7 separate regions of the Homo sapiens genome follow, and regions 1, 3, 4, 5, 6 and 7 are each linked to region 2. A link is a contact called in ENCODE Hi-C or POLR2A ChIA-PET data. All regions are on one chromosome and are shown on one strand. Each heading gives the region's core, a stretch centred on a gene start or an enhancer-like site at or near the end of the contact. The rest is flanking DNA. Distances are from core to core; before and after follow the strand shown. Region 1 holds the start of PPDPF (pancreatic progenitor cell differentiation and proliferation factor). Region 2 holds the start of MRGBP (MRG domain binding protein). Region 3 holds the start of MHENCR (melanoma highly expressed competing endogenous lncRNA for miR-425 and miR-489). Region 4 holds the start of LSM14B (LSM family member 14B). Region 5 holds the start of EEF1A2 (eukaryotic translation elongation factor 1 alpha 2). Region 6 holds the start of PSMA7 (proteasome 20S subunit alpha 7). Region 7 holds the start of LIME1 (Lck interacting transmembrane adaptor 1).

The links. Hi-C counts contacts between places; a loop is a spot of excess contacts on that map. ChIA-PET counts read pairs that join two places held with the same protein, here RNA polymerase II (POLR2A). Pooled maps may share reads with other maps.
Region 1: a map of naive thymus-derived CD4-positive, alpha-beta T cell shows a loop between it and region 2 (15-fold over the local background). The contact joins the promoter of PPDPF here to the promoter of MRGBP in region 2. A Hi-C loop is called at or near these places in 1 of 168 maps with a recorded cell type or tissue (naive thymus-derived CD4-positive, alpha-beta T cell) and 5 of 50 pooled maps. POLR2A ChIA-PET finds 5 or more read pairs at or near these places in 3 of 52 experiments (CD4-positive, alpha-beta T cell, CD8-positive, alpha-beta memory T cell and Caco-2).
Region 3: a loop to region 2 is called in a map of CD8-positive, alpha-beta T cell, with 10 times the contacts of the local background. The contact joins the promoter of MHENCR here to the promoter of MRGBP in region 2. A Hi-C loop is called at or near these places in 2 of 168 maps with a recorded cell type or tissue (CD8-positive, alpha-beta T cell and naive thymus-derived CD4-positive, alpha-beta T cell) and 14 of 50 pooled maps.
Region 4: a loop to region 2 is called in a map of ascending aorta, with 4 times the contacts of the local background. The contact joins the promoter of LSM14B here to the promoter of MRGBP in region 2. A Hi-C loop is called at or near these places in 3 of 168 maps with a recorded cell type or tissue (CD8-positive, alpha-beta T cell, ascending aorta and naive thymus-derived CD4-positive, alpha-beta T cell), 11 of 37 single-sample maps with no recorded cell type and 23 of 50 pooled maps. POLR2A ChIA-PET finds 5 or more read pairs at or near these places in 2 of 52 experiments (CD4-positive, alpha-beta T cell and activated B cell).
Region 5: a loop to region 2 is called in a map of CD4-positive, alpha-beta memory T cell, with 14 times the contacts of the local background. The contact joins the promoter of EEF1A2 here to the promoter of MRGBP in region 2. A Hi-C loop is called at or near these places in 1 of 168 maps with a recorded cell type or tissue (CD4-positive, alpha-beta memory T cell). POLR2A ChIA-PET finds 5 or more read pairs at or near these places in 1 of 52 experiments (AG04449).
Region 6: a map of B cell shows a loop between it and region 2 (22-fold over the local background). The contact joins the promoter of PSMA7 here to the promoter of MRGBP in region 2. A Hi-C loop is called at or near these places in 7 of 168 maps with a recorded cell type or tissue (B cell, CD14-positive monocyte, ascending aorta and 4 more), 13 of 37 single-sample maps with no recorded cell type and 23 of 50 pooled maps. POLR2A ChIA-PET finds 5 or more read pairs at or near these places in 2 of 52 experiments (H1 and activated CD4-positive, alpha-beta T cell).
Region 7: a map of naive thymus-derived CD4-positive, alpha-beta T cell shows a loop between it and region 2 (7-fold over the local background). The contact joins the promoter of LIME1 here to the promoter of MRGBP in region 2. A Hi-C loop is called at or near these places in 1 of 168 maps with a recorded cell type or tissue (naive thymus-derived CD4-positive, alpha-beta T cell), 2 of 37 single-sample maps with no recorded cell type and 5 of 50 pooled maps.

What each region holds. Positions count from the first base shown.
Region 1 is chr20:63,519,468-63,522,780 of GRCh38, forward strand. It overlaps PPDPF (pancreatic progenitor cell differentiation and proliferation factor), which reads left to right and starts at 1,298. Exons shown (of 4, transcript NM_024299.4): 1 at 1,298-1,427; 2 at 1,817-1,896; 3 at 2,045-2,122; 4 at 2,201-2,739. The coding sequence starts at 1,842. The coding sequence ends at 2,412. It overlaps LOC102723814 (a long non-coding RNA gene), which reads right to left and starts at 1,206. Exons shown (of 2, transcript XR_430332.4): 1 at 1-1,206. RefSeq lists enhancers at 1-431, 432-1,308 and silencers at 581-830, 891-1,440, 1,551-1,750.
Region 2 is chr20:62,794,849-62,797,813 of GRCh38, forward strand. It overlaps MRGBP (MRG domain binding protein), which reads left to right and starts at 1,625. Exons shown (of 5, transcript NM_018270.6): 1 at 1,625-1,823; 2 at 2,262-2,383. The coding sequence starts at 1,676. RefSeq lists an enhancer at 222-768 and a silencer at 1,392-1,931.
Region 3 is chr20:63,625,662-63,628,984 of GRCh38, forward strand. MHENCR (melanoma highly expressed competing endogenous lncRNA for miR-425 and miR-489) reads left to right here and starts at 1,574. Exons shown (of 2, transcript NR_132417.1): 1 at 1,574-1,731; 2 at 2,529-3,163. It overlaps GMEB2 (glucocorticoid modulatory element binding protein 2), which reads right to left and starts at 1,440. Exons shown (of 10, transcript NM_012384.5): 1 at 1,295-1,440. RefSeq lists silencers at 802-1,341, 1,432-1,881.
Region 4 is chr20:62,121,094-62,124,203 of GRCh38, forward strand. It overlaps LSM14B (LSM family member 14B), which reads left to right and starts at 1,382. Exons shown (of 9, transcript NM_144703.3): 1 at 1,382-1,700. The coding sequence starts at 1,574. It overlaps LOC105372706 (a long non-coding RNA gene), which reads right to left and starts at 2,591. Exons shown (of 3, transcript XR_936963.2): 1 at 2,363-2,591. RefSeq lists silencers at 441-1,530, 1,691-2,230 and enhancers at 894-1,581, 1,582-2,270, 2,271-2,958.
Region 5 is chr20:63,497,564-63,500,550 of GRCh38, forward strand. It overlaps EEF1A2 (eukaryotic translation elongation factor 1 alpha 2), which reads right to left and starts at 1,520. Exons shown (of 8, transcript NM_001958.5): 1 at 1,495-1,520; 2 at 57-271. The coding sequence starts at 200. It overlaps LOC124904955 (a long non-coding RNA gene), which reads left to right and starts at 719. Exons shown (of 2, transcript XR_007067719.1): 1 at 719-1,060. RefSeq lists enhancers at 529-1,324, 1,585-2,154.
Region 6 is chr20:62,142,028-62,145,035 of GRCh38, forward strand. PSMA7 (proteasome 20S subunit alpha 7) reads right to left here and starts at 1,367. Exons shown (of 7, transcript NM_002792.4): 1 at 1,181-1,367. The coding sequence starts at 1,276. It overlaps SS18L1 (SS18L1 subunit of BAF chromatin remodeling complex), which reads left to right and starts at 1,742. Exons shown (of 11, transcript NM_198935.3): 1 at 1,742-1,862. The coding sequence starts at 1,794. RefSeq lists silencers at 569-1,208, 1,249-1,958, 2,079-2,138, 2,169-2,218.
Region 7 is chr20:63,735,332-63,738,480 of GRCh38, forward strand. It overlaps LIME1 (Lck interacting transmembrane adaptor 1), which reads left to right and starts at 1,333. Exons shown (of 6, transcript NM_017806.4): 1 at 1,333-1,381; 2 at 2,202-2,316; 3 at 2,490-2,571; 4 at 2,642-2,729; 5 at 2,852-3,149. The coding sequence starts at 2,219. It overlaps ZGPAT (zinc finger CCCH-type and G-patch domain containing), which reads left to right. Exons shown (of 7, transcript NM_181485.3): 6 at 1-233; 7 at 450-811. The coding sequence ends at 588. RefSeq lists enhancers at 759-938, 1,518-2,434, 2,634-3,149 and silencers at 2,369-2,588, 2,659-2,808, 2,889-2,948.

The sequences.
Region 1 (3,313 bases), core at 48-2,547, 720 kb after region 2:
TCCCCACGGGAAGGCCGTTCTCCCTTGGTTTACCGTTCCCTGCGCTTGGCTCGGCCATGTGCACATAGTAGGTGCTTACCACACTCGTGCAATGAACACACAGAGCGGTGCAGGGCCCAGGACAGCGCCTTCCCCACGTGCTCAGGGGGCACAAGGGCGTCCCTCCAAGTCTTGCTCAGGGGCCTCCCAGGGTCCCTGCCCAGCTGTGGGTCCTCACTGAGCACCCGGCGAGGACAGAGTACGGCATCCGTTGGCCTCGATCTCCGGAACAACACGGGCACACGGCCGTCCCAGCCAGCAACGAGAGCCACGAAACAAATCCACCCGGGCTGACTCCCGAAGCCCTCGGACTGTTCCGCCCCACGGACCTCCCGGACCCTCTCTTCCACGGGGAAGACACCGCCCAGCCAGGACCGGGTGTATAAAGAAACGGGATTTCCGTAGGGGCAGGCCGATTTCCCCTGCGGGGCCGAGGGAGGTGTGGGGAGGATTCTGCGCTGGGGGGAGGAGGAGAGGGAGGACGCCTTTCTGCCTGGGAAGGGAAAACGCGCCCCCTCCTGATTGGCATGGCGGGCCGTCCCCCGGGCCCCAGGGCCCTGCCGGGAACGCTCTGGGCTCCCCAAACATGGGGTCTCCGAGCAGTGGGGCCCAGCCTCTGCCTCCGGCGACTGGAGACTCACCTCACCCGCCCAAATCCGCCCCGCTCTCCGACTGGGCCCCGCCTCCCACTGCCCCGCCATCCGCCCACCCTTTCACCGCCCCCTGCGGGCAGCAGGCGCGTCCTGGGGCTGGGCAACCGGGGTGCAGGTTCCGGAGCTGCCAGAGCTGTGAGGGGGACTCGGGAGAGATCCAGGTTCCTCTGGCTGCGAAGTCCCTGGAGGCCGGGCCGGAGGGCTCCGCGCACGTAGCACTTTTTGGCCCGCCCGGCGCCCCCGTCGCCTCCACAAGGGCTGAAGAGGACGGGCGGGCTGGACCAGGCGGGGCTCCGAGACGCGTCCGAGACGGGGGCCTGGGCCCGGGAGAGGGGCGGGGGCTGGGCTCCCGGACCCGGGCGCGGGGCCTTTTAACCCCTGCAGACCCAGGACCGGCCGGGCCGCCCCAAGACGAACGCCGCAGGGCTGGGCTCAGCCCAAGCCAGACGGCGAGAGTCGCACCGAGGTGGAAGCTGGGGGCGCGGCCTCGCCGGGGCCAGGAAAGGGGCGGGGCCGGGTGGGGCCCGGGGAGGAGCCTGTGCGCCCCGCCCTCCGTGACGCGCCGCGGCCCCCGCGCATATAAGTGGGCGCGTCCGCGCGTGCGCACCCCGCGCGCGCCTCTCTGTCGTGGCGCGGCTTCCCGCGGTCTTCTCTGCAAATGGGCTCCGTGGCCTAGCGCCCCCGTCCCCGCCACCCGTGATCGTGCGCCGAGGCCCGCGAGGGGTCGCCGCCCAGGTGAGGGGCGCCGCGCGCGGGTGGGACGAGCAGGCCCGAGGGGCGGGGGGCGAGGGGCGGGGCTGGGCCGGGGGCTCCTCTCCTCTCCGCCTGGCGAGCGCTGGGCTCGGGGTCCCCGGCGGGCTCCTCTCGGGTCGGGCGGGTTGGGACGGCGCCCACCAGGTTCCCGACGTCTGGGCCGGGGCCCCGCGCACAAAGCGCCTTTGTTCCACCCGCTCGGCCGGTTTGGGCTGGTTGGAGCCGCCCGCGCCCCGCGCGGCGAAGGCGGTGCCGGGAGCTGGGGAGCCCCGCCTCGGTAAATAACCCAGCGCGGCGGCTCCACCCGCTGGGGAGCGCCCTTCATGACGGAAGGCCGCTGACCCGAGGGGCTCCTCCACCCCCATGCGCAGATCCCACCAGCCAGCAAGCTAAAGCATGGCGGCCATCCCCTCCAGCGGCTCGCTCGTGGCCACCCACGACTACTACCGGCGTGAGTAGCCCCTGCCCCCCATCCACGCGGATGCTCTGCTGGCGCCAGTGCCGGCCCCGTGCAGGCTGCGGAACCAGCGCTCGGCCTGAAGGCCGGTGGGCTGGGGGGCTCCGCGCCCCGCGTTGCTGACGGGACCTCTCCTCTCCAGGCCGCCTGGGTTCCACTTCCAGCAACAGCTCCTGCAGCAGTACCGAGTGCCCCGGGGAAGCCATTCCCCACCCCCCAGGTGAGTGCAGGATCGCCCCTTTCTCCCCCCGCTCCTCCAGGAGCTGGCAGCATCAAGACCCCACTTCGCTTCTCTCAGGTCTCCCCAAGGCTGACCCGGGTCATTGGTGGGCCAGCTTCTTTTTCGGGAAGTCCACCCTCCCGTTCATGGCCACGGTGTTGGAGTCCGCAGAGCACTCGGAACCTCCCCAGGCCTCCAGCAGCATGACCGCCTGTGGCCTGGCTCGGGACGCCCCGAGGAAGCAGCCCGGCGGTCAGTCCAGCACAGCCAGCGCTGGGCCCCCGTCCTGACCTGAGCGGTTACCACCAGCCCCAGGCCTGCGGAGGCGCTAGTCCACCAGAGCCCCTCCCCGCCCCTCTCCCCACTCCGCATCCCTCGCCCCCCTCCCCACCTCCCACCCCCCACCCTGTAAACTAGGCGGCTGCAGCAAGCAGACCTTCGCATCAACACAGCAGACACCAAAAACCAGTGAGAGCCCCGCTCTCTACCGCCCGGCCCCAGCACTCGCTAGCTTTCCTGACACCTGGAACTGTGCACCTGGCACCAAGCGGAAAATAAACTCCAAGCAGCCAGTAGCCCCGATGGTGTGTGCCTGAGCTGTGTGGCCCGAGGTTCCATTTGAGTGTGAGAAATGGCTGAATCCCTCCCGACCTCACTGCCTTGTGGGGGCTGGCCCTGCTCCCAGGCCTTTCTGGGCCTCCTCACGCTGTGAGGCTGTTGCTGGGGCTGATAAGGGTGGGGTTCACTGCTGCTTCTGGAGAGCCTTGGACAGCAGGCAGTCCTGGAGCTGGACAAGCAGGACCCAGGGCAGCCACTGAGGTGGGCCCCCGTGCCACCTTTAGCGGGGGGAAAGGGAGCAGGGAGGGCTGGTCCTCTGAGGGATTCAGGCCCCTTACCCGAGGGCCTGCGGGGCGGGGAGTAGCCTCTGGCTGTGAGCTGGGAAGCCCTCACTCTGGAGGGACCTGGTTCCTGCTGGTAGGTGTCTCCCAAGGGCCTCCCATAGGGGTGTTGCCCCAAGACAGGCTGAGGGGTAGGGGCTGCAGGCACCGTGGAGGGGTCTTCCTGCCACAGGCAGCCCAGCTTAAAGTGAGGGTGGCTGCATCATTCTGGCCTGGTATAGGCATGGAGTGTTGGAGTCCGGGAGTGCTGCAGGCTGGCAGGGATGGGGGTCCACACACAGGAGTGCATGGG
Region 2 (2,965 bases), core at 375-2,874:
TAATTCCAGAGCATTTCACCTCCTTAAAATGAAGCTGGGCCCGGCCGGGCGCGGTGGCTCAAGCCTGTAATCCCAGCACTTTGAGAGGCCGAGGAGGAAGGATCACCTGAGGTCAAGAGTTCGAGACCAGCCTGGCCAACATAGTGAAACCGCGTCTCTACTAAAAATACAAAAATTAGCCGGCCGTGGTGAGCGCCTGTAGTCCCAGCTACCCGGGAGTCTGAGGCAGTAGAATCGCTTGAACCCAAGAGGCAGAGGTTGCAGTGAGGCGAGATCGTGCCATTGCACCCCAGCCCGGGCAACAGAGCGAGACTCTGCCTCAAAAACAAACAAAAAAGAAGCCGGTCCCCATCCGCAGTGACTCGCGTTTCCCTCCCCCTCCCCCGTCCCCGGCAACCGTGCATCTACTTTCTATTCCTATGGAGTTGCCAGTTCTGGCTCTTCCTGTGAATGGATTCCCATGCTGTGTATTTTCGTGTCTGAATTCTCTGACTTTCGTCTCAGCCCGCACCCACGCTGCCGCAGTCCGCGCTCGCTGCTTTTAGGCTGAACGCGGCTGCGCCGTGCGGGTGCCCGCGCTCCGGGCGCCCCTCGCAGGTTCAGCCCCGGGTTGGGGGCGGCGCTTGCCTCGCGGCTGCGGGTCCCAGCCTGAACCTGTGTCTTGTTCCACTGCCGCGGGCGCCCGCCACGGAGCTGCTGCTTCCTAGGGAGACGGTTCCATCGTTGAAGGAACGGCCAGACTGTCTTTCGCAGCAGCGGCCCATCTGACCGCACAGCACGACCGCACGAGGGTCCCGAGCCCTGACCCTCGCAGCACTCGTCACCCCGGCCGCGTGGTTGTGGCGGTCTCGGCGGGGCAGGGGGTCCCCACGCGGGCTGATTCTAGTTTCGCGTGACCGATGGTGCTCATTAGCCATATCTGTACATCTTTTTTTTTTTTTCGAGTCGGAGTTTCGCTCTTGTTGCCCAGGCTGGATTGCAATGGCGCGATCTCGGCTCACTGCCTCCCGGGTTCAAGCGATTCTCCTGCCTCAGCCTCCCGAGTAACTGGGATTACAGGCGCCCGCCACTACGCCCGGCTACTTTTTTTGTATTTTTAGTAGAGACGGGGTTATACGATGTTGGCCAGGCTTGTCTCGAACTCCTGACCTCAGGTGATCCGCCCGCCTCGGCCCCCCAAAGTGCTGGGATTACAGGCGTGAGCCACCGCGCCCGGCCCATCTGTACATCTTCTTTGGAAAAATGTGTATCCAAATCCTTAGCCGTTTTATAGTTAGATTGTCTTTTTATTATCGAGTTATAAGAATTATTTATACCTTCTACAAGGAAGTTCATTATCAGATATAGGATTTGCAAATATTTTCTCTCATCTGTGGGTCGTCTTTTCACTTTTCTGATGGTTTCCTTTGAAGCACAGACTTTTTTGTTTGGGTGCAGTGTATTTCTTACTGTGCTTTAAAGAGGAACACGTTTTAAGAACCCCCGCGCGGGGCGGAGCAGGGCGGAGTCCCCGGCGGGAAGGGACCCGAGACCTCGGCTGCGCCTGCGCCGACGCCGGCGCGTGAGCCCGAGCGCGTACCCGGCGGAGCGCGCGCCCGCCCCCGAGTGCGCCTGCGCGGAGCTCGTGGCCGCGCCTGCTCCCGCCGGGGGCTCCTTGCTCGGCCGGGCCGCGGCCATGGGAGAGGCCGAGGTGGGCGGCGGGGGCGCCGCAGGCGACAAGGGCCCGGGGGAGGCGGCCACCAGCCCGGCGGAGGAGACAGTGGTGTGGAGCCCCGAGGTGGAGGTGTGCCTCTTCCACGCCATGCTGGGCCACAAGCCCGTCGGTGAGCGCCCAGGCTGCGGACGCGCGTGGGGGCGGGGCGGGCAACCGGCGGGGCGGGGCGGGGCCTGCGCTCGCGACACCCTCGCCCCCACGCTCCCCGCCGAGCCCGGGCCGTGACACCGCCGCCACACCCGTCCCGGGACCCCCGCCCCCTCCCACGCGCCCTTCGGACCCCGCCCCGGACCCCGCCCACGACCCCTACCCCCGTGAGACCGCGAGGTCCCAGCCCGCAGTGCCCCACCCCCACCCCCGCCCCGGGACAGCCCACCCCCTCCCACACACACCACCCAGCCCTGCCCCCCCACAGCCCCTCCACACCCTGGCCCTCCCCATCTCTCCGCAGCCACCCTTGCCCCTCCAGTCCCCAGGGCAGCCCGTCCCCTCCATCCCCTTTCTCCTCACCGCTCACCGGTTATCCCGCCGCCCCTCCTCCCCTCAGGTGTGAACCGACACTTCCACATGATTTGTATTCGGGACAAGTTCAGCCAGAACATCGGGCGGCAGGTCCCATCCAAGGTCATCTGGGACCATCTGAGCACCATGTACGACATGCAGGCGCTGGTGAGCCCAACCGCCCTCCCTGTGCCGCCCGATGGGGGCACGAACCCGCACACCGCTCTCTGAGAGTCAGCCTGAGCTGGGCAGAGGCCCCTCCATGTCTGCTGGGGTCTGCTGGGCAGAGTAGAGGCCCCTCCATGCCTGCTGGGGTCTGCAGTGAGCTCTCAGGGTCAGCCTGAGCTGGGCAGAGGCCCCTCCGTGCCTGCTGGGGTCCCCTGGGCAGAGACCCCTGCAGTGAGGCTCGTCCTTAAGGAGGACATCCCGGGGCTCCAGAGCCTGTCATGGAAAGCACAAACACAGTGCTAGCAGCTGGCTAGCTTTTCAGGGGCTCTGCTTTAGACTGGGTGCTGGGCCAGAGTCTCCAGCTGAGACCCTGGGGAGGGAGGGAAGGATGCAGAGTCCCGGGCCCTTAGGCCATTGTCAGCCTCCTGGGAGGCCCCCGAAGTGCTTTAGGCAGAGGGTGACCCTATCTGAGTCACACCAAGGTGAATTTGGTGACTTCTGTGGGAGTCAGACAAGTAGAGTTCCAGTCCTCGCAGAGCTTGGAGCTGGCACTGTGTGACGGGCGAGCGGGTTAACTAGGTA
Region 3 (3,323 bases), core at 324-2,823, 830 kb after region 2:
ATCTCCACTCACTGCAACCTCTGCCTTCTGGGTTCAAGCAATTCTCCTGCCTCAGCCTCCCAACTAGCTGGGATTACAAGTGCACACCACCACGCCCGGCTAACTTTTGTATTTTTAGTAGAGACAGGGTTTCACCGTGTTAGCCAGGCTGCTCTCAAACTCCTGACCTCATGATCCGCCCACGTCGGGCTCCCAAAGTGGTGGGATTACAGGTGTGAGCCATCACACCTGGCCCAAGAAAATATTTTTAAACTAGTATTCTTGACCGGCACGGTCAACACTGATGTAATTGAAACTGTTGTATTTGAAGTGTTAGCAAAGAAAGAGAATTCTGGTTCAACAGAAAAGTCAGTCACGACTTTTCAGTCACGCATGAATTACACAGTAACCAAATAGATAACATGCCATGACTGACGACGGGCCCACAACAAATCAGCTCCGACCAACAGGGTCCACACCACCATGGGTCTACACAGATCCAGGTCCCGCCTGTGAGCCTACAGTGACGCGGGCCCCTGTGGGGTGGTCCCTGCAGGTCAGGTCCCTGAGAGTGGGTCCCAGTGGGGTGATCCCTGCGGGTCGCGTCCCTGCGAGTTGGGTGCCTGCCGGGTGGCCCCTGCGGGTCGGGTGCCTGCGGGGTGGTCCCTATGGGTCGCGTCCCTGCGGGTCGGGTGCCTGCGGGGTGGCCCCTGGGAATCGCGTCCCTGCGGGTCGGGTGCCTGCGGGGTGGCCCCTGGGGATCGCGTCCCTGCGGGTCGGGTGCCTGCGGGGTGGCCCCTGGGGATCGCGTCCCTGCGGGTCGGGTGCCTGCGGGGTGGTCCTTGTGGGTCGCGTCCCTGTGGGGTGGTCCCTGTGGGTCGCGTCCCTGTGGGGTGGCCCCTGCGGGTCGCGTGGTGGCCCCTGCGGGTCGGGTGCCTGCGGGGTGGTCCCTGTGGGTCGCGTCCCTGCGGGTCGGGTGCCTGCGGGGTGGTCCCTGCGGGTCGCACCCCTGCGGCGTGGTCCCCCCGGGATGGGTCCACCGAGGAGGCCGCTGGAGGCCGAGCCCGCGCCCGCCCGCGGCGCCAAGATGGAGGCAGGAAGCGCCGCCGCCCGCGCCCGCCACCGCCCGCGCCGCCCGCCTGACGCCGCCGTTGCGCCTGACGCCGCCGCCCGCGCGGCCGCCCCTCCCCCGGCCCTCCCCTCCCCCCGCCGTAACGTCCTGACGCTCCGCAGGGACCCCTGACTGGACGGCGGCGCGTGAGCGGAGCGAGAGGCCTCGCCGCGGGGGGGCCGCGGGCTCGCCGGCGCCGCTTACCTGGGGCCGCGCCGGGCCTGCTTAGGCACCCGGCGGGGGCGGCGGCGTCGGGAGCTGCGGCGGCGGCGGGCGGCGGCGGCGGCCGCGGGCTTCGCTCCTTGTTGGGGATTCGGCGGCGGCGGCGGCGCGGGCGCGCGCTTCCTAGTGACGCAGGCGGCGGGGCCGCGCACGCACGGGGCTGGGAGGGCCGGACACTTATTTGGCGCTCGCGGAGGAGGAAGGCGGGGCCGTGAAATAAGGCCCGACGGGCCCCGGGGCGCGTGCGCGGACCGACACTGTCAGCTCCTAACGCCGCAGGTTCCTCCTGGTCCCCGAGGCCCCCGGTCGGGCGTTGCCTGCCCCGCGCGGGCGGCCGGGCCGAGGGACGATGGTCAGTGGACGGACGGCGCCAGGGAGCAGTGCCCACGCGCGGCAGGGCGGTACCTTCAGGCCTCCAGGTACGGGCGCTCCTCGCCCGGACGCTGCTGTGTGTGAATGGGCGCGAGGGGACTCCCCTGCGGGGCGGACGCCTGAACACGAGGCTGTGGAGGAGGACGCTGTAGGGTGCGCGGACTCACGCGGAACATGCCAGAGGCTCAGCCAGCCACGGCGCTCCCAGCGTGGAGGGCGAGGGGCATCCGGGAGCGGCCGGGAGGGCTCGGTCACCCCTCAAGCTGTCACCCCAGTCCCACAACCAGCACCCCGATCCTATCGCAGTCCCACAGCCGACACCCCGATCCCACCCCTGCCCAACAGCCGGCACCCACCCCAATCCCATAGCTAACACCCCGGTCCCACCGCTGTCCCACGGCCGGCACCCCGATCCCACCCCAGTCCCGCAGCTGGCACCCCGATCCCACCCCAGCCCAACAGCTGGCACCCACCCCGATCCCACCGCTGTCCCACAGCCGGCACCCCGATCCCACCCCAGTCCCGCAGCCGGCACCCCGATCCCACAGCCGGCACTCACCCCGATCGCATAGCATAGCTGATACCCCGATCCCACCCCAGTCCCATAGCCAGCACCCCGATCCCACCCCAGTCCCATAGCCAGCACCTCGATCCCATAGATGACACCCCGATCCCGCCCCAGTCCTATAGCCCGCACCCCGATCCCACCCGAGTCCCGCAGCCGGCACCCCATCCCACCCATGTCCCACAGTCGGCACCCCGATCCCACTCGGATCCGGCAGCCAGCTTGGATCCTGTGGCCCTCCTCCAGCCCCCAGGGCTCATTTATATGTTTTATTGGCAGAGGCTGGGGCTGGCTCTGTTGGCCTCTGTGCTGGGTTTCTTCCTCTGCACCGCAGGACTGGCTCTCCTGACCTCTCCAGGTGTCATCGAACACCCTTGTGCTTGCTGTCACCCGCTGCCTGTCTGCAGGATCCCGGATTCCGTATCAGGGGACCGAAATTAGTCGGAAAATAGGAAGCAGGTGCTCGCTTGGATGGAACCCTGACCCTGTGCTCACACTTGTAGGAGGAGGGCTCTGCAGGCCGCCTCCCGGAACGGGAGGTTCCCAAGCCACTGCACTTCGGAGGGGCTGTAATTAGAGTTGCACATTCATTCAGTTCCCAGTAAAGTAGAACGTGCTCCAGCCAGTGAGGAAAAGGTGTTTTTAAAAATTAGATTGGCCGAGTGCGGTGGCTCATGCCTTTTACCTCAACACTTTGGGAGACAAAGGTGGGAGGATCACCTGTGGCCAGGAGTTCAAGACCAGCCTGGGCAACAGAGCCTGTCTCTGGGGAAGAATAAAAAAAAAAATTGAGCCTTTGTCAGTGCTACTATTTTATTATCTGGTAAATATGAGAGGGTTCACGCGGTCTATGTGTGTCATTTATCTGAGTTTGCCTATCGTCACGTTTTGGAAATAAATGTCAATAAAGTCGAAGAGGAGTGCTGAGGGGGGCCTGGGGATGGGAGGGTGGCTACATCATGCCTGTGTGTTGCGCAAGCCCACCGAGGTCGGCCTGGGGTGAGCCCTGGGGCCTGTTCTGCCTCCTTCACTCTGGGGCTCCAAGAGACAAACTGGGCAACAAGAGAGAAACTC
Region 4 (3,110 bases), core at 132-2,631, 670 kb before region 2:
CTGATATCTTCTAGCTTATTCTATTTCATTTTTATTATTATTTTTCTTGAGACGGGGTCTAGCTCTGTCGCCCAGGCTGGAATGCAGTGGTGAGATCTCTGCTGACTGCAATCTTCACGTCTCAGGCTCAAGCGATTCTCCTGCCTCAGACTCCCGAGTAGCTGGGGATTACACGTGTCTGTCACCACGCCCGGCTAGTTTTTTTGTATTTTTAGAGTAGAGACAGGGTTTCACCATTTTGCCCAGGCTGGTCTTGAACTCCTCACCTCAAGTGATCCGCCCGCCTCCGCCTCCCAAAGTGTTGGGATTACAGGCGTGAGCCACCGCGCCCAGCCTATTGCATTTTTATAGTCACCACCCACTACTTTTTTTTTCCAGGACCCAATATTGGTCCGTGATCTGATGATGTTCACGGTCAAGACGGAAGCAAAAAAAGCACACACCGCGCGCCCTCGGTCACTAATCACGCGGAGTATACGCGAGGAGGGCCCGCAGCTAAGCGACGGCGGGCGGCCGAGCTTCCTCCACGGCCGGGGAGGTGGGCAAGGCCTCCGGGCCGCAGCCCCGGGTACGAGCGGAGGCTCCGAGGCCCCCGGTAGCCAGTCAGAATTTATTTTAAGGGAAATGGAAAGCTGCGGCAGGCTTTGGGAGGAGGGGCAGGATTAAAAGAGAAAGTGTGCTCAGCATGTTATATTTAGAGGCTGCCACGCCGGAAGCGCCGCCTTCCCGGGAGCTGCCGCCGCGCCCGCCCCCCGCCGGCACCTGGGCACTGGGGCGGGAGTCCCGGGGCTGCCCGGGAACACCCGGCGCCCAGGGCCTCCGCCACTCCCCGGTCCCCCATGAGGGTGAGGGCTATAGGCGCATCTGGCCCAAGATAGGGGAGTCGTCCGGACCCCACTTCTGTAGGAGGGGAAACTGAGGCCAAGGGGGCAAAGCCCCCGTGTTCGCGGCGCCCAGGGTCCGGGGCGGCGCCGGCACGCGCGCGGGCGGGGCCTGGCGCTCCTCCCCGGTCCCGCCCACTGAGCGTGCAAACCGCAGCCGCCCGCCCACGCGCACGCGCGCTCCTCCCGGGCCGCTTCCCACCCCTCCCCCCGCCCGCTCAGTCTCGTGCTCCCAGCTCCGCGAGGGGCCCGCCGGGAGCCGGCCGAGGGTGGGGCGGATCGCCGGGGAGACCCGCCCCCGGCCAGCGGCGCCTTGCTGCGCAGGAACGACGCGAGGGCCCGCCCCCCAGCTGGCGGCCCGGCCATATTTAAAGGACGGCGGGCGCGGCGAGCCAATGGGCGGCGAGCGTGAAGGGGCGGTGCGTGGCGGTGCGTGGCGGCGCGAGGCCCCGGATGTGGCTGCGGCGGCCCCTCCTCCCCCGCGCTCCTCTCAGAGCCCCAGTCGCGCGCCCCTTCTTGGTTCGCTCGGTGCCCGCGCAGGCCCCTCGGGCGGTGGCGAGGAGGCGCCCAGGCGGAGGCGGCGGCGGGCGGAGGAGCGCAGGAGCGGGCGGCCAGGCCACCGCGCGGCGGCGGAGCGGGCCGCGGCCCGGCGCTCCTTCCCCACCGCGGCCCGACGCACCCCGGCCGCCGCCATGAGCGGCTCCTCAGGCACCCCGTATCTGGGCAGCAAGATCAGCCTCATCTCCAAGGCGCAGATCCGCTACGAGGGCATTCTCTACACCATCGACACCGACAACTCCACCGTGGCGCTCGCCAAAGGTAGCGGCCGCCGCCCGCCCGAGCCCGCTGACCCCCGTCCGCCAACAGCCCCGGCCTGCGGTGCCCTCCCCGCCCCGGGGCGCCCCGGAGCCTGGCGCCCAGACCCCGCCCAGAACCCACCCAGGGCACACCCGGCCCGAGATCCCCTGCCCGCGCCTTCACCCCGGACGCCCCCGAGGCGCCCCCTTCCCGCGCGCCACCCTCCCCCAGCGTAGCCGGCCGCACAATGGTCTCCCTGGGCTCCCAGGGCGGCGGGATTGTGCGCGGGCGCCCGGCGGTGTTTGGTGAGGGGCGGGCCCGGCCCCCGCGGTGCCGCCCCCTCGGCCGCCCAGCCCACCTCTGCAGGTGCCAGCTCCGAGGAGCAGGGCGGCTCCCGTCAGCGGGCCTCCTCCCCGCCAGCCTGGGGGGATCCCTGCGGGGGAGCCTCGAGGTCGGGTGGCGGGGCCAGTGTCCCGGCGTCTCCCGAAGGCTGGGGGTGGGGTCACAACACGCGAATCCTGCAAGCCTTTCTGGAACTTATTAGACAGCTGGGGCCTTGATCCTGAACAAATACCGCGTCCTAATGCGGCCTCCTGCCAAGGCAGAAGCATCCGTTGGCAGCCAGATGCCCCGGTTTAAACGGTTCTCCTGCTCTATCCTGACCTTCCCACTGTGGGGCTTACCTTTTGGTGACAGCCGCCTGTGGGTGCTCGTAACCGGCTGTGGCCGCTGGAGGACTTACAGGAGGGGGGCTCTTTAGAGTCAGAATCTCTGAGGTTGTTGAGGCAGCGGGTGGTCCAGAGTTTCTTTGTCTTCATCACCCAGAGAAGACGGGGAGTGCACTTCCCCTGCCTCTCAGAGAAAAGTGCCCGTGGAGCCACGTCTGCCTAAGCCCGTGTGTGTGCTGGATCTGGCGCTAGGCTCCCAGGGGTTCTTGAAGTGTCTAGACGCGTCTGAAACGCTGCTTAGGTCACAGGGAACTTCATGTGTAGAAGAACGCACTCATTCCAAACAGGGAGTGTCTCCTTTTGAAGCCCGTCTCCTGCGTGGCTTCAGGAGCTTGTTGAGTATGCCAGGGCTATGCACTCACTTGCAGCCATGGAACCTCACTACACTTATTACAGGAGAGCCCAGTTAGAGAAGCTGAGGCCCAGAGTAGGCCCAGGAGTTAGCAGGAGTTGTGTCTTACCAGTTAGAGGCTGCTGTCCCACCCACCTCTGCCCCTAGAGGCTTGCTAGAAAGAGACTTGGGCGCTCCTGGAAGCCTGCTGGTTAGGGGTTAGTAGACTCAATTCCTTATAGATGCGGAAGCCGGGGTCAGAGGTCCATAATCCTGGGACCCTGTCTCCCTTTGTTTTCTGTTACAGCTGTTCCAAGGTTTGTTATGGATAGAAGGGTAAGGGCAACACTCGTCTAGATTCCTTTGTGAGAA
Region 5 (2,987 bases), core at 270-2,769, 700 kb after region 2:
CACGGGAGTTGGGGGTTCCTTCTCAGGGGGCCAAGACCATAGCCTGGGGAGCTCACCTCAGCCGCCTCCTTCTCGAACTTCTCAATGGTCCTTTTGTCAATACCTCCGCATTTGTAGATGAGGTGGCCCGTGGTGGTGGACTTTCCGGAGTCCACGTGGCCGATGACCACGATGTTGATGTGGGTCTTCTCCTTGCCCATTTTGCTGGGAGTGTGAGGGGCTGGCGGGACCCGGGGTGCTCTGGCTCAGGGCGAGGGGGGCTGCAGTGATTCTGTGGGGCCAGTGGTGGTGGGGAGACCGGTGATGGGGAGCCCCAGGGGGAGACACCAGCAGAGACTGTCCTGGCACAGGCTGGACAGGCATCCCTGCCCACAAACCAAGCCCCCATGTTTGGTGGGGAGGGAAGGGCCCCCACCCACAGCTGGGCCTGGCCAGGGCAAGCAGAGGCTGTGCACTGCCCCCACCCCACACTTGAGCCCAAACAGCCCCATCTGCTGTAAATAACTGGGCGTTGGAGCCCGCGGGCTGCTCCTTGGGAAGGGGTTAGCCACCATTTGGAGAGACCACGCAGCGCCAGGCTGGGTACGTCCGTGACCAGCAGAGCCGGGTGATGAGTCACCTGCCCAGCGCTCCAGGGCCCTGTCCTGCACGCGCACTCCCCTCCCCGGCGGCAGGGCCAGGGACACGGCGCCCCACCCCCACCCGCTGCCACCGGGGAGAGATGGCCACTGCTCCCCACTCCCCTCCTCAGGCAGGGACGGCGCCATCTTCCCCTCATCCCTGCCCGGCAGGCTGGGCCAGAGCCCCGACGGAGATGCGCTGCCCAGATTAGGAACCCAGAATAGCTCTAGGCACCCCCCTCCCGGACTCTCACAGGGACAGACAGCGGCCGGGAGGTGGGGGTCCCTGTTCCAGCCTGAGGAAGGAGGACCCGGCCCTGCCGAGCCCAGCAAGTGCCAGGTGGAGATGCCCTCGGCCCCGTGGGGGTATAGGGGGCACCCTCCCTCCCCCCCTCCCTGTGACTCAGGACCCTGGGTCACAGCCCTGTCCCATCACAGAGGTCAGTGGAGAAACCCACGCTGCTCCTCGCGGACAGGTGGCTGGGGGAGGGAAAGAGGACAGAAGCCACCCTGGGGTGGGAACACGGGTGGGGGTGGGGAGGCCAGGGCCCCCAGATCTCACCACCTCCCTCAGCGTCCTCTGGCCCAGCGCCCCGAAGCCCGACCCCCATCAGCCCCCGGCCCGCAGGGTCCCCGCGGCCCCAAGGTCACGGCTACGGGGCGATCGCCGCCCAGGACCCGGCCCCGCCGCCCCGCGCCGCCCCCCACCCCGGGCCCAGCCCGGCCGACGCGGGGACCCCCGGAAGCCGGACTCCGGGCGCGCGCGGGGGCGGGTGCGGGGCCCGGCCACCCTCTGCCCCCCAGGACCGGCCCCGGGGGTCCCTCTTCGGAAGACGGGGGCGGGGGCGGAGGCCCGGGGGCCGAGCGTCCTTACCCGGAGCCGAGGTCTCAGCCAGAGGGACTGGCGGCGCCGGCGCCGGCGGTTTTATCTCCGGGAGGGGGTCCACCTATTGACGGTGGCGGCGCAGTGCACCGCGCCCTGCAGCACGCCAATGCGGAACCGCGCGGGAGGGGGCGGGGCGCGGACGCGCGCGGGCGGGCGCCACGGGGACGCGAGGCGATGCGGGAGGCGCGGGCTGCAAAGACGGACGCGGGAGGCGGGGGAGAAACGCGCCGCGGGCGGGGGCGGGGCGGGGGGCAGGGCAGGGAGGCGGCGGGAGGGAGGGACCGGGACGGAGACGGCGCGGGGAGAGCGCGGCGGGCCCGGGAGACGGGGCGAGAGCCGGCTCAGGGCAGGAACACGCTTGAGCCGCGAAAAGCGGTCCCCGGGGACAGGGCAGACGCCGAGGACCGGAGCCGGCAGGCGGGGGAGGGGAGCAGGTGGGCTGCAGCCTGGGAGACGAGCCTGGGTCTACCGGCCCCTCCCCGGCCCTGCTCATGGGGGACGCCCCAGAACCAACGAAGCCCGGCTCTGAGGGGCTCTCCCTAATGAGGCCCGGGGGTGCAGGCCTCAGGGTGGAAATCTGCTGGTTTCCAGTCCCTGTCCTCACGTGCCTGCCCTCCTGGGCGCACCATGACAGGCCCCGAGGATCCAGCGCAGAACCACCCTCCCCCTGAGAGGCTGGTCTCCCACGGTGCAGGGAACGCCGGAAGCCCGCTCCCAGACCCACTGACATCTTCCAGGGACCCTCCCCTCCGGGTGCGCCGACCTCCGGCTGCTGCTGGGAAACAGCGCCAGCCAAGGGCGAGTCAGATCCAGACAGACCCAGGCCCCCCCGCCCAGCGCCCCACCCCGCTGCACCTCAGCGCCTTGTAGCTGATGCTCATATGGGGTCAGGATGCCAAGCCAAAGACCGGGCCACGCTCTGTAGGAAGTGGGGAGTCCCTGAGGTCCTGGCACACGCGGGTAATGACCAACGTGGGTTGTGAGGAAGGGGATGTGGCAGCCATGTGTTGTGTGAAGACCAAGGTTAGGGGCTTTCTCCAGACCCCAAGATCCTGTCGTCTCACCCAGGTATTCAGGTCTTCCCTCCCACGCTGCCCCCCCACCCCCACGCACTCGGATCTTCCTGCCAGCGGGGTCTCGGGAGGTGTGTGCTGAGTGGGGGCAGAGCCCTGGCACCTGTCCTCTCAGCCCTGAGTTCCCACTGGGTGTTGACATGGAGGCCCCGGGTCGGGCCCAGCAGCTGCGACTGGGCAAATCCATGGGGATCCCCAGCGACTGGACCCCTACCTGGCCTGCTGGCAGGTGTGAGGAGGAAGGAAAGGTGGGGGCCCAGGGTCGGGGCCAAACAGTTCTCCCCAGCCTGTGGAGAGGGCCTCTCAGGAGGACCCTGGTCTGTGGCTGCGTCTGCCCCATAGGAGTCCAGGGACTTGGGCTCCTGGGCCACAGGCAGGAGAGGAGGCAGGGAGGGCCTGCTAGGTGCC
Region 6 (3,008 bases), core at 117-2,616, 650 kb before region 2:
CTACCCTCCAAATGCCAAGAGCACCTCTGCAAGGTCTTACCACTGGAAAAGTCTCCACACACTGCCAGTGGCTCCGTGTGGGCCCAAAACCATCCCTGGCTGAGAAGTATTGATCTGAAGTGTTTGGGTTTTCTGGGAGCTTTCTCAGGTACTGACTCACTTGACCTTCGACTGACTCGAGGCCCAGAGAAGCTATATGGGTTCGTTAAAGCCAGCGGCGGCCAGCTGGCGGGGGTGGCAGTATTGGGGTGGGTACAGGGGTCAGCCGACTCCTAGTCCTCTTTAAGCTGAGTTAGATCACCTGATGAATACTGGGCCTTCATTTCAAAACAAAGATTCAGAAAATGAAAACAAATCAAAATTTACAGAACCGTGTGTGCTGCTTTCTCTGCCTGCTCAAACCTCTGAATACCAGATGATAAAAGAATAACGATCTCACAGACTGACCAATTAAACTGACACGTCTTGATGGTACGAATTTAAGTTTCAAACAATGTCACTAAGGTCAATGTACACGAGCCCTCGTCAAAACGAAACGGCCGCGTCCAAACCAGTCCTGACCCGGGCGGCTGCAGCCCGGCCCCGGGAAGGCTCCTCCCGGCAGAGTGCGGAGACCTGGGAGGCGCCCGCCACCGGCCAGGCCAGCGAGCCGCTTTGTTCTCGAAGCCCACCTGGGCCTAGAGAATAAGTGTTGCCCCGGAGCGGGTGGGGGTCCCCATAAGGGGGGTTTGAGTAGTTCGCTCCCCAGCCACCCGGCTGCGTGAACAGCCCCCCAGCGAGCGCACGGCCTACCCCCCGCGCTCCGCGGCCCAGAGCGGCCCTCGCCCGGCCTCTGCTCGCCGGGGCGGCGGCGCGACCCACGCGCCCGGCCGGGGCCAGGGGTGCTCAAGATGGCGTCGTCACGGCCCCCGTGCCCGGGGCCCCACGCGAGGCCGGGCCCCAAGCGAGGCGCTGAGTGGGGAGAACGAGCGCTCGCGGCTCACGCCAAACGCCGCCTCTGCAGGCACTCGTGGAGACCGGCAGCGGGGCCCGCGCTCAGCTACAGCCCTGACCGCCCGCGCCGCTGCCCCGCGCACGCCCGCGGGCGCCCACAGCGCCGCGCCCGGCCCCGGCCCTCTCTGGGCTCCCCAGCCCCACTTCCGCCCGCGTCCCCGGCCCCGCGCAGGCCCCGCCGCCTCACCGCGGTCGAGCCCTTCTTGACGGCCTCCTGCGCGTACTCCACTTGGAAGAGGTGGCCGTCGGGCGAGAAGACGGTGATGGCGCGGTCGTAGCTCATGCCGGCGGGCGGCGGCCGGGCTCCTTCCGCCGCGACTCTCAAAAGCGCACACTCACGGCCCGCGCGCACCCGCGACTCCCGGCGCCACTACGCCCGCGCCCCACCCTCGGCGCCGTGTCCTGCGCTGCCGGCGACGGGCGGCGTCAGGCGGCGACGGGCAGCGTCAGGCGGCGTCGGGCGGACGTGATGGCGCGCGCCGGGGCGGGGTCAGGCCGAACCACCGGTGGCCGGGGGTGGGAGGCGGTGCTCCGGCGAGGGCCGGGCGCTGGGTGCGAGGGGGTCGCCGGGGGCCACCGTTCGGCACTGGGCCGCAGACCGTTCTGCAGGGCGGAGCGGCGGCGCCGCGGGCCCGGAGGCGCGGCGACGGCGACGGGGCGGACGAGCCCACGACGCGGCGCCCCCCGCGCTCCCGCCCCCTTCCCCCCCTCCGCGACTGCGGATAATGAGCGCCTCGGGCCGCCCAGCGCAGCCGGAGTATCCACCTCGATGACCACGGGCTGAGCCCCGCGCCGCCACCATGTCCGTGGCCTTCGCGTCTGCCCGGCCAAGAGGCAAAGGGGAGGTTACGCAGCAAACCATCCAGAAGGTGGGCCGGGCCGGAGCGGCGGCGCTGGGCGGCGGGTCTGCGGGCGGGCGCGCGCGGGGACGGGGCGCGGGCAGCTGGCGGGCGCGGGGCGCGAACAAAGCCGGGGCGCAGCCGGGCGGCCGCGAGCCCCGACGGCGGCCCCGTGCCCTTCCCCGCGTCCCACGCCTGCGCGCCGGCGGGCACCCGGCCGTGTGGGGGGCGGTCCCCGGAGAGCCTGCGCCAACTTTGTTGGGGCGCGCGGGTCCCTCGGGCCGGGGCACTGGGCGGTGGGGGCCGGGCGGACGCTGGAGGCTGCCGGCCCCCGAGCGCGCTGTCCCCCGAGTCCGCGGCGCGCGCTGGGAACTGTCCTGGGCTATGCCGGGCGCACGGGGACCCCTCGGGGCCGGAGCCGCGGCGAGGGCTTGTCGCGCTCCGCAGCCAGCTTCGGTGGCGACGGCGGGCGGTACTCGTTTTCTGCGCTCATTTTGGTTAGTGGTGAGGGGCCCGGGTCGGCCTCCGGGCGCACTTGCGACCGCGGGGACTGTGGCCGGGGCTGCCCCTCTTGCTCCTGGAGCGAGGCGCGAACGATGGAGGCACGGAAGGACGCGTCCCGATCCCCATTTGCGGGGCATCGTTACGCAGCCCGGCCCCGTAGGGAGCGCACCGCCCCCTCCGTATCCTCGCGGCTACGCCGGGTTTCAGCGTGACACCCTCGCCAGCCGCCTCGCCTAACAAACTTGACGGATTTGCTCCACAACCTTTCTTCTAGCTCCGTAAGTTCGGCCTTGTGGTTTTCAAGAGACAGCGTTTATGTGGGTTTGGGACACCGTTATCCAAAGCCCTAAGTTTTGAAATTGAGACTTTGTATTTTCTGCTGTTTTTTCTGTAGAAGACAGATTCGGAAGAAAATCAGCATTAGCCATACCCGTTTCAGTTGTCACAACATCTGTTGGAATGACATTGGTTTTTTTTCCTAAACTCTGACTCCGTCTTCACCCTGGTGGGATTGCAGGGATAAACAGTGGTATTCCTAGGTTCCCAGGAGCCGCTTGTCTCCCTAAGGGGGTTCACCTTGACCTTGACTGAGGCTGTTATTCCTTGATGACGTGCCAGTCTCCTGTGGAAGTTGTCCTAAATCTATCGCCTATTTTGAGACTACCTTTGCTG
Region 7 (3,149 bases), core at 83-2,582, 940 kb after region 2:
CCAGCTCCTCGGAATGTGTTTGACTTCCTCAATGAAAAGCTGCAAGGTCAGGCTCCTGGGGCCCTAGAAGCCGGGGCGGCCCCAGCGGGGAGGAGGAGCAAGGACATGTACCATGCCAGCAAGAGTGCCAAGCGGGCCCTGAGCCTGCGGCTCTTCCAGACTGAGGAGAAGATCGAGCGAACCCAGCGGGACATCAGGAGCATCCAGGAGGCTCTCGCCCGCAACGCTGGCCGGTACGTGTGGGGCCCAGCTCAGGGCAAAGGGCGACCCAGGGTGGCCCTGCCCCCGGGATACATGCTGGAGGTCACCTGACCCAAGCATAGCGGGCTGAGTCCAGGAGGGGTCTGCATGTTGGAGGACGGGCAGCGGGCACACAGGCAGTGGGTACGGCAGACTGGGGTTGGTGGCATGGCCCAGGACCCCACGCTGACTAGTGAGCCCCTCCGCAGGCATAGCGTGGCGTCAGCCCAGCTGCAGGAGAAGCTGGCAGGAGCCCAGCGCCAGCTGGGGCAGCTCCGGGCTCAGGAAGCCGGCCTGCAGCAGGAGCAGAGGAAGGCAGACACCCACAAGAAGATGACTGAGTTCTAGAGACCCCACAAGCACTATGGACGAAGCGTGGGACCCCAGCACGGGCTGCCCTCAGGAAGACCAGTGTTGCCCGAGGAGGGGCCGGCCTGCTGGCCTGGGGCGTGCAGACACTGCTGAGTGGAGACAGAGCTGCGGGGTCCCATCTGGACACTTACTTGCCCACCTGCCAGTGTCTTGGGCATTTCCTTGGCAAGGACATTAAAGTGATTTCATCACAGTGTCATTCAGTGGAGATCAGCTGGCTGCAGGGTCTCTGGGGAGAGAAGGGTCTGTGCAGGGCTGTGGTGAGAGACGGGCTGGGCTGGAGGGGCCTAGGAGGCCGGCATTCTCCCTTCTTACCCTTCTCTGACCAAGGCAGATCGGAGGCCAGGGTGCCCGCCAGGCTGCCTGACACCCACAGATGGGTGGAGCTCAGTGCTGCTCCAGCGGGCGAGACGGGCGGGAGAGGACTGTGGCCCACCACGTGGGGCACTCTTGGTGAGGCAGGCGGACCTGGCCCTGTGGGTTTGGGGGTTCTGTGCCAGCTCTGCTCACGTCTTCGTGTGTGGAGGGGTTGTGAGTTAGGCTGTCAGAACAGTGCGGGCTAGAGGCGCACACGTTTCATCTAGGCTTCGGGCGGGGCGCAGCAGGTGGGTGAGGCTGCGGTGGTGGCTGCTGCCCAGGGTGGGAGGCTCAGGGGAGGCGCTTGGCGACAGGAGCAGGAAGTGATGAGGTGGGGAGCTCAGCCGAGGGCTGCACAAAGACCTTCCTGGCCTGCCCCAGACAGAGCTGAGGACCCCTGGCCGTGGGCTTGGTAAGTGCCCTCCTGGGGGGCAGCTGGGGTCTGGGAGGCCTTGGGATGTGGCTGCAGCTGGGTCAGTCAGCCAGGCTGAAGCCCACTCCCTGGGTCTGAGCAGACTGGCCCCAAACTCCAGAGACCACCCCTCACCCCCCAGCTTCTGTCTCTGCTGCTGGACTGTGCTGTTTGTAAGGCATCCCCCACCCCGAGAAGTTCTGCTAAGATCCCCAAGAAGGGGACAGATCCTCTCTGGCAGAGACACTGGCAGACAAGAAGAGCCAGAGAGAAGTGGGGTGGGGGCATCAGCACCCCCAGCAGCTGCTGCTGCCTGCTGACCCAGCCTCCAGCTCCTCCGGGTGCAGGGTCCCTCCTGCTGACCAGCCTCCAGCTCTTCCCAGTTCTGGGCTCCGCAGCGAGCGGCTTGGGGGCACTACCTGACACAGGAGACCATGTCTGGGCAGAGGGTGGCTGCAGGTGGAGTCTGTGGCCTGTGGCGCACACCCAGGGGCTCCCCCGATGCTGGTTACTATCTGGGCTATGGTGGCCACAGCTGTCTTGCCCCTCCTCACGGCCGTGCTGGGTGTTACCGTGGTCACCCGCAGGGACACGGAGGGGCCAGGCAGAGCAGCCCTAGTTCACCTCACCGGGAGCCCCCGCCAGAAGGTGGGCACCTCTGGGAGGGAGGGACTGCCAGGCCTTGGGGCTTCCTGTGCTGAGTCAGAGCTGGAACGGGAGACGCAGGAGCCCCGCAGCCGCGGGAGGTGCAGATTTGGGGCTGCCAGGTGGCGCCAGGTCCCCTTGGCCAGCCCCCAGCGCCCCTTTCTTCTGTCCCCAGGGCCTCGGCTTCACAGGATGGGGCTGCCAGTGTCCTGGGCCCCTCCTGCCCTCTGGGTTCTAGGGTGCTGCGCCCTGCTCCTCTCGCTGTGGGCGCTGTGCACAGCCTGCCGCAGGTAGGTCCCTCAGCCGCGTTCTGTCTGGGGCCTCGCTGCGGCTGCCATTCACAGCCCAGCGCGGGAAGGGGCTGGAGGCAGGTCCGCGCACCCAGCTCGGCACGCGCGCCTGCACCGGGCCTTGGACCCGAGGCTGACGACCCCGCCCCCCGCCCCCCACCTCTACCCCCAAGGCCCGAGGACGCTGTAGCCCCCAGGAAGAGGGCGCGGAGGCAGCGGGCGAGGCTGCAGGGCAGTGCGACGGCGGCGGAAGCGGTGAGTGCCAGGCTGTCCCGGGGACCAGGGTGGGGTCCGCAGGGCACCGACCAGCCTTCCTCGCCCCCAGTCCCTACTGAGGCGGACCCACCTCTGCTCCCTCAGCAAGTCGGACACCAGACTGCACGAGCTGCACCGGGGCCCGCGCAGCAGCAGGGGTGAGCAGAGGGCGGGGCGGGGGCGGCCGGGCGGGGCTTACTGTGCAGCGCGTGCCAACCCCTGGGCCAGACCCGCTCCTGCCCCCTGCCCGGAGTGAACTCTGCCCTGACCCCACCCCCAGCCCTGCGGCCTGCCAGCATGGATCTCCTGCGCCCACACTGGCTGGAGGTGTCCAGGGACATCACCGGACCGCAGGCAGCCCCCTCTGCCTTCCCACACCAGGAGCTGCCCCGGGCTCTGCCGGCAGCTGCAGCCACCGCAGGGTGCGCTGGCCTCGAGGCCACCTATTCCAACGTGGGGCTGGCGGCCCTTCCCGGGGTCAGCCTGGCGGCCAGCCCTGTGGTGGCCGAGTATGCCCGCGTCCAGAAGCGCAAAGGGACCCATCGCAGTCCCCAAGAGCCACAGCAGGGGAAGACTGA